Regions from separate parts of the Mus musculus genome. Here region 2 is linked to region 1. A link is a loop called in an ENCODE intact Hi-C map of the cell type or tissue named here. Cell type or tissue: heart. All regions are shown on one strand. Each heading gives the region's core, and the rest is flanking DNA. Links, peaks and the distances in the headings are about the cores only. Region 1 holds the start of Leng8 (leukocyte receptor cluster (LRC) member 8). Region 2 overlaps Ube2s (ubiquitin-conjugating enzyme E2S).

Region 1 (5,375 bases), core at 225-5,224:
AAGAAGCAGATACCGGAAGAGAATAAGCCTAGCACTAAATCTAAACAGGCGTGCAGCCACAGGAACAGTCAAGCTTCCAGTCCCGTGGAATGTACAAAGCCTGCTGGGTTTAGGAAAGGCGTGGAATCAACTTGCTTCCTAGCAGCTCACACCCAGCACAAGACTCCAGAAAACCAACGCTTGTATCAGAATAGGGACAGAAGTCTTCGAAGAGAAAGTAGAATATTTGCTTGTAGTGCCACCAGGGTGATATGAAGGGGGAAGGTTTAAGGAAGATATTATAAATCCAGGCAGGAAAAGATGAGGCACTCAATAAGTTATCAAGTAAAAACAAACATGGCAGAGTCAAAAGGGAAATTTATTGTCTGGGGAACAATATGTATGTAGTTCTCATTTGTTTAAAAAACAAATAGCATACATGGCAAAGAAAAACGTGGTTAATACATAAACATAATTCAAAAAGCTTCTATTATCTAACAAAAAAGACCTCAATTTAATAATAAGTAACTGAGAAAAACAAAAACCCCAAAACAAATGGATAAAATTGTCTTTTTTGTCTTTGTTGTTGTTGTTTTGGAGACAGGGTTTCTCTGTGAAACAGCCCTGGGCTGTCCTGGAACTCTCTTTGTAGACCAGGCTGGCCTTGAACTCACAGAGAAGAGCCTGCCTCAGCCTCTGCCTCCCTAGTGAGGAGATTAACGGCGTGTGACGGCGTGTATCACCACACCCAACTAAAGTGTTCAAATTCTAATGATTAGCAAACACAATGTGCTACTTTCCCCTTTCGAGTACCTATTTGTTGTGGGATTTAGAGTGGAGTGTGGGCTGGTGCTGGTCTGGAGGCCCAGGGAACAGGTTCTCTAAATATGCTGCCCAGAGACTGTGAATCACCAGCTATGTGAAAATAATAATAAACAAAACAAATAAACAAACATAAATATGCTTACATGTGAGAGGATAAAAACTGCATCTCTTATCCTGGTAATCCTTTGAGGGACCAGCTTCCAGAAAGAAATAAACAAGCAACCCCTGGCTCAGTTAAACGCTGGAGACAAAACTAATCTGCCACAGTGGGACTCTTCCCAAAGACCAGCAGCTCTGTAGGGGAGATGGCAGAGCAGGGTCCTCAAGTGACTACAGAAGCACCAGGGGTATCCCTGGTTCTTGCACAATGCTGGTTTGGATTCCTATGGGTCCTAGTCCTGGCACCTCAGTGTTAATGTAAGCAAGTTATTTGACTCACTGAACCTCTTTTTTTGGTTTTTCAAGACAGGGTTTCTCTGTGTAGCCCTGGCTGTCCTGGAACTCACTCTGTAGACAAGGCTGGCCTCGAACTCAGAAACCCACCTGCCTCTTCCTCCCAAGTGCTGGGATTAAAGGCGTGGGCCACCACTGCCCAGTTTTTTTTTTTTTTTTTTTGTTGTTGTTGTTGTTGTTTTGGTTTGGTTTAGTTTGGTTTGGCTTTTTGTTTTGTTTTTTTGAACCTCAGTTGTGTGGTAAAGCAAATGGGCATCATAAACCCAATAAACAGCTCTTGACAGGATGGGTAAAAAAGCAAGACAAATGCAACATGATGCTCTGGGTTACGCTATGGCGCACCGGAAACATTAGTGAGAAAAAGCGCCCACATCTGCGGCTTAGTTCAGAATATTAGAGCAATGTCAATTTCTTACTTTTAACAAATGAATTTGAGGTGTGGAATCTAGCAATAGGGGAAACTGGGCATAGTGTGCCCAATTCCTGTATTACTTTTGTAATTTCTGTAAACTTAAAATTTATTCTAAAATAAAAGTTCATTATAAAAAAGAGATGGGAAGAAACCTACCAAGCTAACACTAGCAAATGATACAGAGTTATCCAAGTGTTGTTTAATTACCAAAAGTTGCTTGTACAATGTGAGACTGGAAACTGGTCAATTGATGAACAATAATTGATAAGAAGGTAGTCTTATCAATTATTTTAACGGGAGATCCCAAGTTGGGCTGCATAATTCAATCACTCCTACTGTAAACAGTGAGCTTTAAGTGGCGGCCCACACCTTAATCCCATTAAGAGGGAGGCGGGTTTCTGAGTTCCAGGGCCATCCTGATCCTAAAAGATACAGTTCTGCTAGCTGCCACTCCGAGCAGATCTCACCATCCCAACACCCTACAAGGTACCTTTCCAGCGTCACAGTCCAGTGGCTACTCCCATTCCTCAAGCGACGCGTTTCCCGCTTCCTTTGGTTCGCACTCGCTGTTCCCTACGCCAGGTGCGCCTTTCCAATTTTACTCACTAAATAAACCTTCCAAGGGAGGATTCACCTTATCCCATTTCCCTCCACCCGCTTATATATTCATTTATTTTAAATCGTCCTAGCGCAGTGCGCAGCCTCACAACTCCTGTCCCTATGCGTTACATCTGAGAGACTATTGACTGCTGAGTCAAAACTAAGCTGTTGTGAGCGCGCACGAGAGGCTGGGAGGTACTTGTCCCCACGGGGCCACCGTCTAGGGCCAGCTTCCGGCTTGCTGACAAACGCCAACACGCGACTGCGTTCGCGAGACGTGTGGTGGGCGGTTCAAGCCGAGCGGTGACGTCTATTGGCTGTGCGCGACACAGGGCGGGGACAGACGTCCGGGTAACGTCATCACGCCACGGTCAGGACGTTCGAGCCCCAGACTAGAGCCAGCCGGTGACTGAGCGCTGTCTTGGTTGTCTTGAAGCTGCCTTGGACCGCCGGTAACGAGTCCCGGGAGCGAGCGGTCCTAGTGAGTGTGGGTAGTAGTGGGAGGCCTGGCGGGCGAGCACAGGGACGCCTTCGGGCTCCGCGCTCCGCGAGCCCTGGCCTGTTTGGTAAGGCCAACCGACGCCGCGCCCTGCGTCTTTGAAGGGTGTGGCCGCCGGAGCGCCTCTGCGCATGCGCGCCGGGTGTACGCTGGGGGGGGGAGGGGGCGGCTCCCCTACGTGCGCGTGCGCGTCCGCGTCCGCTCTGCTACTGGCCCTGGGAACCCTGCGGTCCCTAGTGCCCTAGACGCACCCCTTGCGGGCTCCATTGACCCGCTGTTACGCTGGCCTTCCTGTTGCCTAGGGCAACCCAGAGAGGCCACCCTCGCAGCGTGGTGCGCAAGCGCGGCCCGGCCGGTGGCTGGTCGCGGGGGACAAGGGAGGTCGCTTGTGTTCAGGGCGGCCTCAACCTCCACCTAGCGTCGTGGACTCCATGCCTGCGGGACAGCCAGGTGCTTCTGAGCTTACAGTCCGTGTTGTTCTCGTCTGTAAATCAGACCCCTTACTCCTAATACCAGTTACGAACACGAGGCTCTCTTTTGTGCATCCCTAGTTAGGACCCCTTGATACCACCCAACGGATTGGGTTTTTTAAAGGCCTTTGAGACCTGTCAGTGCCCCTTAGGCTTCCTATAAGGGTTTCAGTTTCTCCAATAGGCTTCTTTTCTGTAAATCCTGTTGTTTGGACCGCTCCAGCCCTGTTGGCACGGTGCTCAACCCATCCTATTTCTTATGGTACTATCCACCCCACCCCTAATAGTTTAAGAATGTTGTGGGCCTCTGTTATCTGCAGACACCTTACTTGAGTAATTGCCACTTGTTTGCTCCCAAACCAACTCCCACTCCTAGGAACATCCCATACAAGTCTGGAGACTGTAATTGATCTGAGTCTGGTAGGTGCTGCCAGGCAGTGACTTCACAGGAAGGAGTCTCCTGCACCTTCACCTGGCTGCTCAGCGGGATATCCATACTTTACCTTTTTCTTTGAAAACTTTGCTCTATTCTCCAGTGTTCTCCCAGTCTCAATTCCTTCCTCCTCAGAGTATCCCCAAAGGCTTCCCTCTCCCCAAACTTCTTTGTAGCTAGTACTTCAGTCACTGGAGAGCCTTCCTCTTGCTGTAGTAGAAGTATCTTTAGATTTCCTATCCAGGACTGAGGTTTCTGCATCCACCACTTGAGTCAGGTCTCCCTCACAGCCACACTCGTAATGCAAGTCTCAGCTTCTTTGTCTTTCATTTTCATATCCTACAGGCTAGTCTCGGCCTCCAAGGGAGGTGTTTCCTTTCATGCTCAGGTCTCTTCACTCCACACTAGGAACTGATTCTGATTCTTTAAGCTGTTTGTTTTTGAGACAGGACTGTAACTTGTAGCCCAGATGGGTATTGGAACTCCCAAAAGATTGCTGGCATTATGGTCATGAGCCACCACACTTGCTTTCCTTTCCATTCTTTGCCAGTGTTCCCTTCTATGAGATACCCTCTCTTTCTAGCCTATCTTCTCTTGGGGCTAATTGATCTCTTTTCTTATAGACATTTAAAAAGCAGCCTGGCTCCCGAGGTCTATTCCCTACACCCCAAGGTCCAGATGGCGGCCAACGTGGGTGATCAGCGTGCTGCAGACTGGTTAGTAGGGCTAAGGGAACACAGCCCATTGCAAGAGGAACAAGACACAACGGGTCCTTGCACAGCTTGGGGGAAAAATGCTCATTGTGGGGGCTAGGATGGAGGGGCAAGCTTCCCCTTTGAGCTTTCCTTTAATGTATGTGAGCTTATGTGGGTGTGAGTGAGTGTGTGTCACCCATGTTCGTCAAGGTCAGAAGAAGCCTCAGATCCCTTGGAGCTGGAGTTAGAGGTGGCTCTGAGCCATCCGACATGGGTGCTGGGAACAGAGCTTAGTGATATCTGCAAGACTGCTAAATGTTCTTAAGCACTGAGCCACCTCTCCAGCCCCCTCTTAATATCTTTCTGATCCTTCCCTTTTCTTTTTTTAAATTTTTTTTTCATTGTTGGCCATGTCAGAATTCACTGGCTTGTAAAAAACCTGAGTTCTCCTAAAGTCGTAGGTCATGTATAGAATTATGTACATACTGGTTAGCTTTCTGTTTGCTTGGCACATGCTATGTGCCACCTTCAGCTTGGGCTGTGGTGAGTAGGGAGTTTAGCTCTAGAATGCAAGCCTTGGGTTTACTTTTCCCCAACTTTGTCTACCTGTGTATAGATAGGGGAGACCATAACTGTGCTTCGTTGTTGCAGGTCTTCTCAGTACAGCATGGTGACTGGGAACAGCAGAGAAAATGGCATGGAGACTCCTATGCACGAGAACCCAGAGTGGGAGAAGGCCCGCCAGGCCCTGGCCAGCATCAGCAAAGCAGGGGCTACCAGCAGTTCCAAAGCCAGCAGCAGTGGTCCTGTGGCCAGTGCACAAGTGAGAATGGCATGGAGGATTTGGGAACTACAGTGCTGGGCTGGGGCCGTTGCCGAGAGAAGGGTGGGAAGGATGCTGGCTTCCATAGAGGGGAGTGCCATAGGGGGGCTGTAAGCATGTTTTCCTGTTAACTAAATGTAATGAAGGGGGAAAGTTAACTCCTTTGGGTCAACCTGGGCCTGAGTG
Region 2 (5,375 bases), core at 276-5,275, 670 kb after region 1:
GTAGATGGGATTCTTGCTGTTGGTTATGTAGTCTAAGGAGTTCAGAGGCCTCTCTGAAATGTTCTCTAGTATGTATCTTTGGCTGTCCTGGAACTCAAAGAGACACAACTGCCTCTGCCAACAGAGTCCTGGGATTAAAGGTATGTGTCACCACACATTTATTTGTTGTTTGTATGTGAGTGGAAGTCAGAGAACAACCTATAGGAGTTCATTCTCTCCTTCTACCTTGTGGGTTCTGGGATTGAACTGGTTCAAACTCAAGGTTGTCCAGACTGGCAACAATTTGTGTTTACCCACTAAGTTAACTTGTCAGCCCAATAAGGGGTTTTCAGGTGCTAGGGATTGAACCCAGGCTTCCCTGTGCTGTGCTAATGTTGCACCCGAGTATTGTACATTCTTATACATGATGTAACTTTACAACATGAAGCTGTATTCCTACCTGTCCCCTCCCACCCCAGAACTGAGGACTGAACACAAAGCCACATACATGTTAATCAAGCATTCTACCACTGTGATACATCCATTTTTTCTTTTAAATTGTATTTGCTTTGGTAATGTCTCCATGTATGTCTGAGGGTGTCAGATCCCCTGGAACTGGAATTAGTCGTGAACATATGTGCATCTTGGCATTTGAACCTGGGTCTTACCTAGTCCTCTGGGTTTCCCCACCACTTGGTTATCTTATAATTCAATTCTAGCACTACCTAGAAATAGCATAGGCCTGGTCATCTGACTTCAGAAAGCAACCCTGATGCTCAGTGATTTGCTGTCCTAGCTCATAGAACTCAGTAAAGAAGTGTATTAGTGGCTTATTAGATATAAAACACAACCAGCTGGGCAAAGTCAAGTACATCTCTGAATTTGAGGCCATCTTGGTCTATACAGCAAGTTCCAGGCCAGCCAGGATTTCAGTGATACTTTGTCTCAAAAGCCAATTGCCCAAGAACCCCACCCAGAAGCAGGACGACATGGTGGCACATGCATATAATCCCAATATTAGTGCTAAGATGGGAGACTTACCAAGGTGAAGGCCATCCACGGCTACATTGTGAGATCCTATATAAAGACCTACATTTTCCTAACATCCCTGGGGTGCTTGAAATCCCAAGGGATTTAGAGAAGGTATATCACAGCAGCAGTTTTTTCCCATTAAATTGAATGTATTCTTTCAGAATGCCTGCTTCTCTTATGGACACTTTACACTAAACTTGGGCTTGAGATTTCTTGGATCAGTCCTATGAATTTGGTATATATTTTTTAAGATTTAAAAAAAAATTTTGTGTGAGTACATTGTCCATGTCTTCAGACACACCATAAGAGAGCATCATATTCTATTATAGATGGTTGTGAGCCACCATGTGGTTGCTGGGAATTGAACTCAGGACTTCCTGAAGAGCAGACAGCGCTCTTAACGGCTGAGCCATCTCTACAGCCCCTGAAAAGATTTTCTTACAGTCCTTTGTAGGCATACATTTTTTGCAGTCTACTTTTTGTTTTGTTTTGTTTTTTTCGAGGCAGGATTTCTCTGTATAGCCCTGGCTGTCCTGGAACTCACTTTGTAGACCAGGCTGGCCTCGAACTCAGAAATCTGCCTGCCTCTGCCTCCTAAGTGCTGGGATTGCAGTCTACGTTTAATAAGGGTTCAACCTCTCCTCTAGCCCACCACGCAGCAGAGGTAGTGGAAAAGTTATTAGCATATGGGGGAAGTGGACTTGTTCAGCAATACTTCATGGGGGGGGGGGGGGGCAAGCTTGATCAGCCCCATAGCAAACACCCAATCACTACTCATCAGCTGCAGACCAGTCCTCTAGGCTGACAGCTACAGTTCAGTCCTCTCAGCAGGTCGACAGCAGGCACAAACCAGAAGCTATAGGTTCAATCCTGAAGAAACCACAAGGTTTGCTAGCTGGACTGAGGCAAGGTCTCAGAAGGTGCAAGTAGTTCTTGGGAGCAGTGCTCTATGCTATCACCACTGGTGGGGATCAACACCAGCACTTAAGGTGAACCGGTATGGATGTGTCTTTATTGGAAAATAGCGAGGCAGAGCAAACCAAACCAAGGCTCAGTACTCATCTCCCACTGTCTGTGGGGTCATATTTTTATACTCCATCACATATTCTTTTATGAATTTGCTATATCAAAACATCCTTTCATCTGTCAGCTTTAAGCAAGACACCCTTTTGTGTCCCAGCAAAACATTATTTGACAAAACTTCCCAAAGAAACTAGAAGTTTCCATTGAAGTCCTTTGATTTGCTCGGTTTGTCACACCTCTGTAGGTTAAGAGGGTATAGACTTAGTTCTGATGGCCCTCTCTCCCCAGGGACATTACTGGGGTAGGAAACCCAGTTCAATCTCAGTAGGAACCCTCAGGTCAAAGCTCTTGTTTTTCACTATTTTTCTTACATAAGACGAAGACAAGACCCCAGACAATAGAAGATAAAAGCAAGCTTCCCCTTTAATTAAGGGTCATATTCTTTCATTCTTTTGGAGACAGGGTCTTAACTATGGAACCCAGGTTGGTGTCAGACTCAGGAAAATTGAGAGTTGGGAATACAGGCTTGGGCTACCATACCCAGCACTTAAGTTTTTTACAACTTGCTCCACTATTTAATATATCCCTTCCTTTAAAGTAACTTTAAATAGCATATAGTTGCTTGTAGTTGGGAACACAACTCATGGAAACTGGTTTTTCCTTTGAATAAATATGTGGGTTCAATCAGGGCTTCAGGCTTCACACCTTTACCCATGAACCATCTCAACCATCCTCCCCTTTTTGAAGGTTTTGTGTGTGTGTGTGTGTGTTAAATCCTCTAGAGCTGGTATTTTAGGCAGTTGTTGTGCTAGGAACCTAGTACCTCTGAAAAGAGCGCCATATACTCTTCAACACTTGACCTATCTCTACACACACACCCTTAATGACAAAGCTGGTTCAAATAACCTAAGGACATTAACAGAAAGCATATACTGCCCTCTGGTGCACAGACCTAGAATCTCTTCCACTTAGTTTACAACAGAACTCAAGACAAGTTATCACTCCCATTAGACACCACGCCCTGCTTTCACTAAGCTATCTTGTTGGTCCACAACTAGCTTTGTAAACAATTTTCTGTTTTCTCTGTGTAGCTCTGCCTGCCCTGGAATTGGCTCTCGTGCTGGGATTAAAGGCGTGCGCCACCACGCCCGGCTTTTTTTTTTTTAAATGTTCACATGTTTCAATTGGTTGTATGTCCTGTGCACCATCTATGTGCCTAGTGTTGATGAAGGTCAGAAGAGGTGGCTGGAGTTCCTGAAACTGAAGTTACAGTTAGTTGTAAACTGTTATATGGGTGCTGACAATCAAACCCAGGTCCTTTGCCAGAGCCAACAGCTCTTACCTTCTGAGTCATTTCCCTAGCCTCTCAGTATCTGGAATTTTGACATAACAAGAGGCAAGAACCTTATTCAGTCCTGATAGGCCAATGTGGTAGGGTAGGCTCCTACAAGAGTGCTACATGAACTGTATTTAAATGGGCATAGTGGAGCATGCCTTTAATCTCAGCAACCAAAGGCAGAGCCAAAGCAGGTCTCTGAGGTCAAGGCCAACCTGACCTATATACTCAAGTTCTGGGCCAAAAGAAAAACAATAAAAAAATATTGCCATAGGCTAACCTCTCAAGAAGGCCAGTAGACACTTCATTTTGCCCTGTTGATCCCTAAGGAAACAAAACTTATGCATGTCTTTCAAGGCTTTTACAGTTTAAAACAAAACAATCAAACAGGGAGGAGGGAATTTAAAGTCAGAGCTGAGATGAGATGTAACCTTGCCCCAATTCAGGACCAGATTACTGAAGACAGTTCTAGAGCAACACTTCTTAAACCTAAGGCTCTTTGACCTTTAGGCAAACTTGTCTCCAAAAATATTTCATAGCAACAAAATTACAGTTAGAGCCACTGGTCTAGAGGAATAGACAGTGGGTTTCTGCTCCAGCTTAAGACTCTAAGCCCCACTCCACAGGGCAAAGGTGACTCAGATCCTAATTGGAGCAAGTCAGACTTGGTACAGAAGAATGCCAGCTACCCTAAGCCACAATACAGGCAGAGGTTCTAGACACTTCAGGCATAGAAACTGCTTTTCCAACTTTTTATTTAGAAAACCAAATCCAGGTTCTGGTGCCCCCCCCAACTCCCTCCCCCACCCCAGCCATAATTTAAATAACTTAGAGACAGAGTGGGAGGGGACAGAAGGGAGGGAAGGAGAAAGAGCCCCACTACAGTCGCCTCAGTGCTCGCTTCTTGTCCAACTTTTTCTTGGCTGCCAGCTTCTTATCTCGCTCACCTGCATGTTTCTTGGCCATGGGACCCTCAGCTCCCCCTAGGACCCCTGGGATCATAGGGTCAGCAGAGGAGGCTGAAGCCCCACTGGCCAGGTCTTGGGTAGCCTCAGCCCTCCCGCTGCTGGTGCTGCATGCACCCCCATGGATTTCTGTGAGCAGACGGGCCCGGGCAGCATACTCTTCATAATTCTCCAAAAGCAGGCGGCCTGCCTCCTCATTGAGTGCAGACTCTGGGTTAGGGTGGATCAGCAGGCACTTGATGGTCTGTGAAGAAAGGGTCTAAGGTCAGGGAGGCTTGTCTAGCTTTAATGGTCACCACACTGGCTCTTCTTTTCACCCCCAAATCAGCTCCCTCAGATCAGGACCAGCCTGCTAGCATCCTTATTCATTTAAAGTCACCCTCAAAGGCTGCTTTCCTGTTACTACAAACACTTCAAGGGACCAATGCCATGTAAGTGCAGCCTGATGTTGCCAGAGGCCCTTTCCTAAGGAAGCTCATTATCTGCTCCAACCAGTTTTCTGTAGCTAATGTAGCTTTGACCTTGTTTCTACAGGTGAACATAAGTTCAGAGGTCCTTCCTAATCAGGTGAGAAATTACTCAAGGGCATTTAGCATTAGAGAACTTGTATTTGGTTTTCCTATGTGTTTTATACTACTATACAAGATACAGAAAACTAAAAGTGAATGCCAAGTTTGGAGCCACTGATCACAGGCCTTAAATGATTATATATATCCATCTGTCTTAGTCAGGATTTCTATTACTGCACAAACATTATGACCAAGAAGCAAGTTGGGGAGGAAAGGGTTTATTCAGCTTACACTTCCACATTGCTGTTCATTACCAAAGGAAGTCAGGACTGGAACTCAAGTAGGTCAGAAAGCAGGAGCTGATGCAGAGGCCATGGAGAGATGTTCCTTACTGGCTTGCTTCCCCTGGCTTGCTCAGCCTGCTCTCAGAACTGAACTGAGACTACCAGCCCAGAGATGGCACCACCCACAAGGGGCCCTTTCCCCTTGATCACTAATTGAGAAAATGCCTTACAGTTGGATCTCATGGAT

Evidence for each region. Hi-C counts contacts between places; a loop is a spot of excess contacts. Peaks named below come from ENCODE experiments on the same cell type or tissue, not always from the same donor. Only the 100,000 strongest peaks of a DNase experiment are listed, where the experiment ranks them.
Region 2: it touches region 1 in a loop (5-fold over the local background); 5 of 42 quality-filtered maps call a loop at or near these places.

The regions. Positions count from the first base shown.
Region 1 is chr7:4,134,402-4,139,776 of GRCm38, forward strand. It overlaps Ttyh1 (tweety family member 1), which reads left to right. Exons shown (of 14, transcript NM_021324.6): 14 at 1-1,006. Leng8 (leukocyte receptor cluster (LRC) member 8) reads left to right here and starts at 3,079. Exons shown (of 16, transcript NM_001374609.1): 1 at 3,079-3,218; 2 at 4,295-4,387; 3 at 5,018-5,189. The coding sequence starts at 4,350. It overlaps D030047H15Rik (RIKEN cDNA D030047H15 gene), which reads right to left and starts at 2,525. Exons shown (of 3, transcript NR_033548.1): 1 at 2,160-2,525. In heart, for the core only: no CTCF peak of the experiment used is centred there; a DNase peak (open chromatin) is centred at 2,570; H3K4me3 peaks cover 2,558 bases; H3K27ac peaks cover 1,520 bases.
Region 2 is chr7:4,803,906-4,809,280 of GRCm38, forward strand. Ube2s (ubiquitin-conjugating enzyme E2S) reads right to left here. Exons shown (of 4, transcript NM_133777.2): 4 at 4,109-4,579. The coding sequence ends at 4,250. Among named protein-coding and RNA genes, the nearest start is that of Ube2s, 5.7 kb to the right of the region's middle. In heart, for the core only: a CTCF peak has its summit at 2,978 (motif pointing left); no DNase peak of the experiment used is centred there.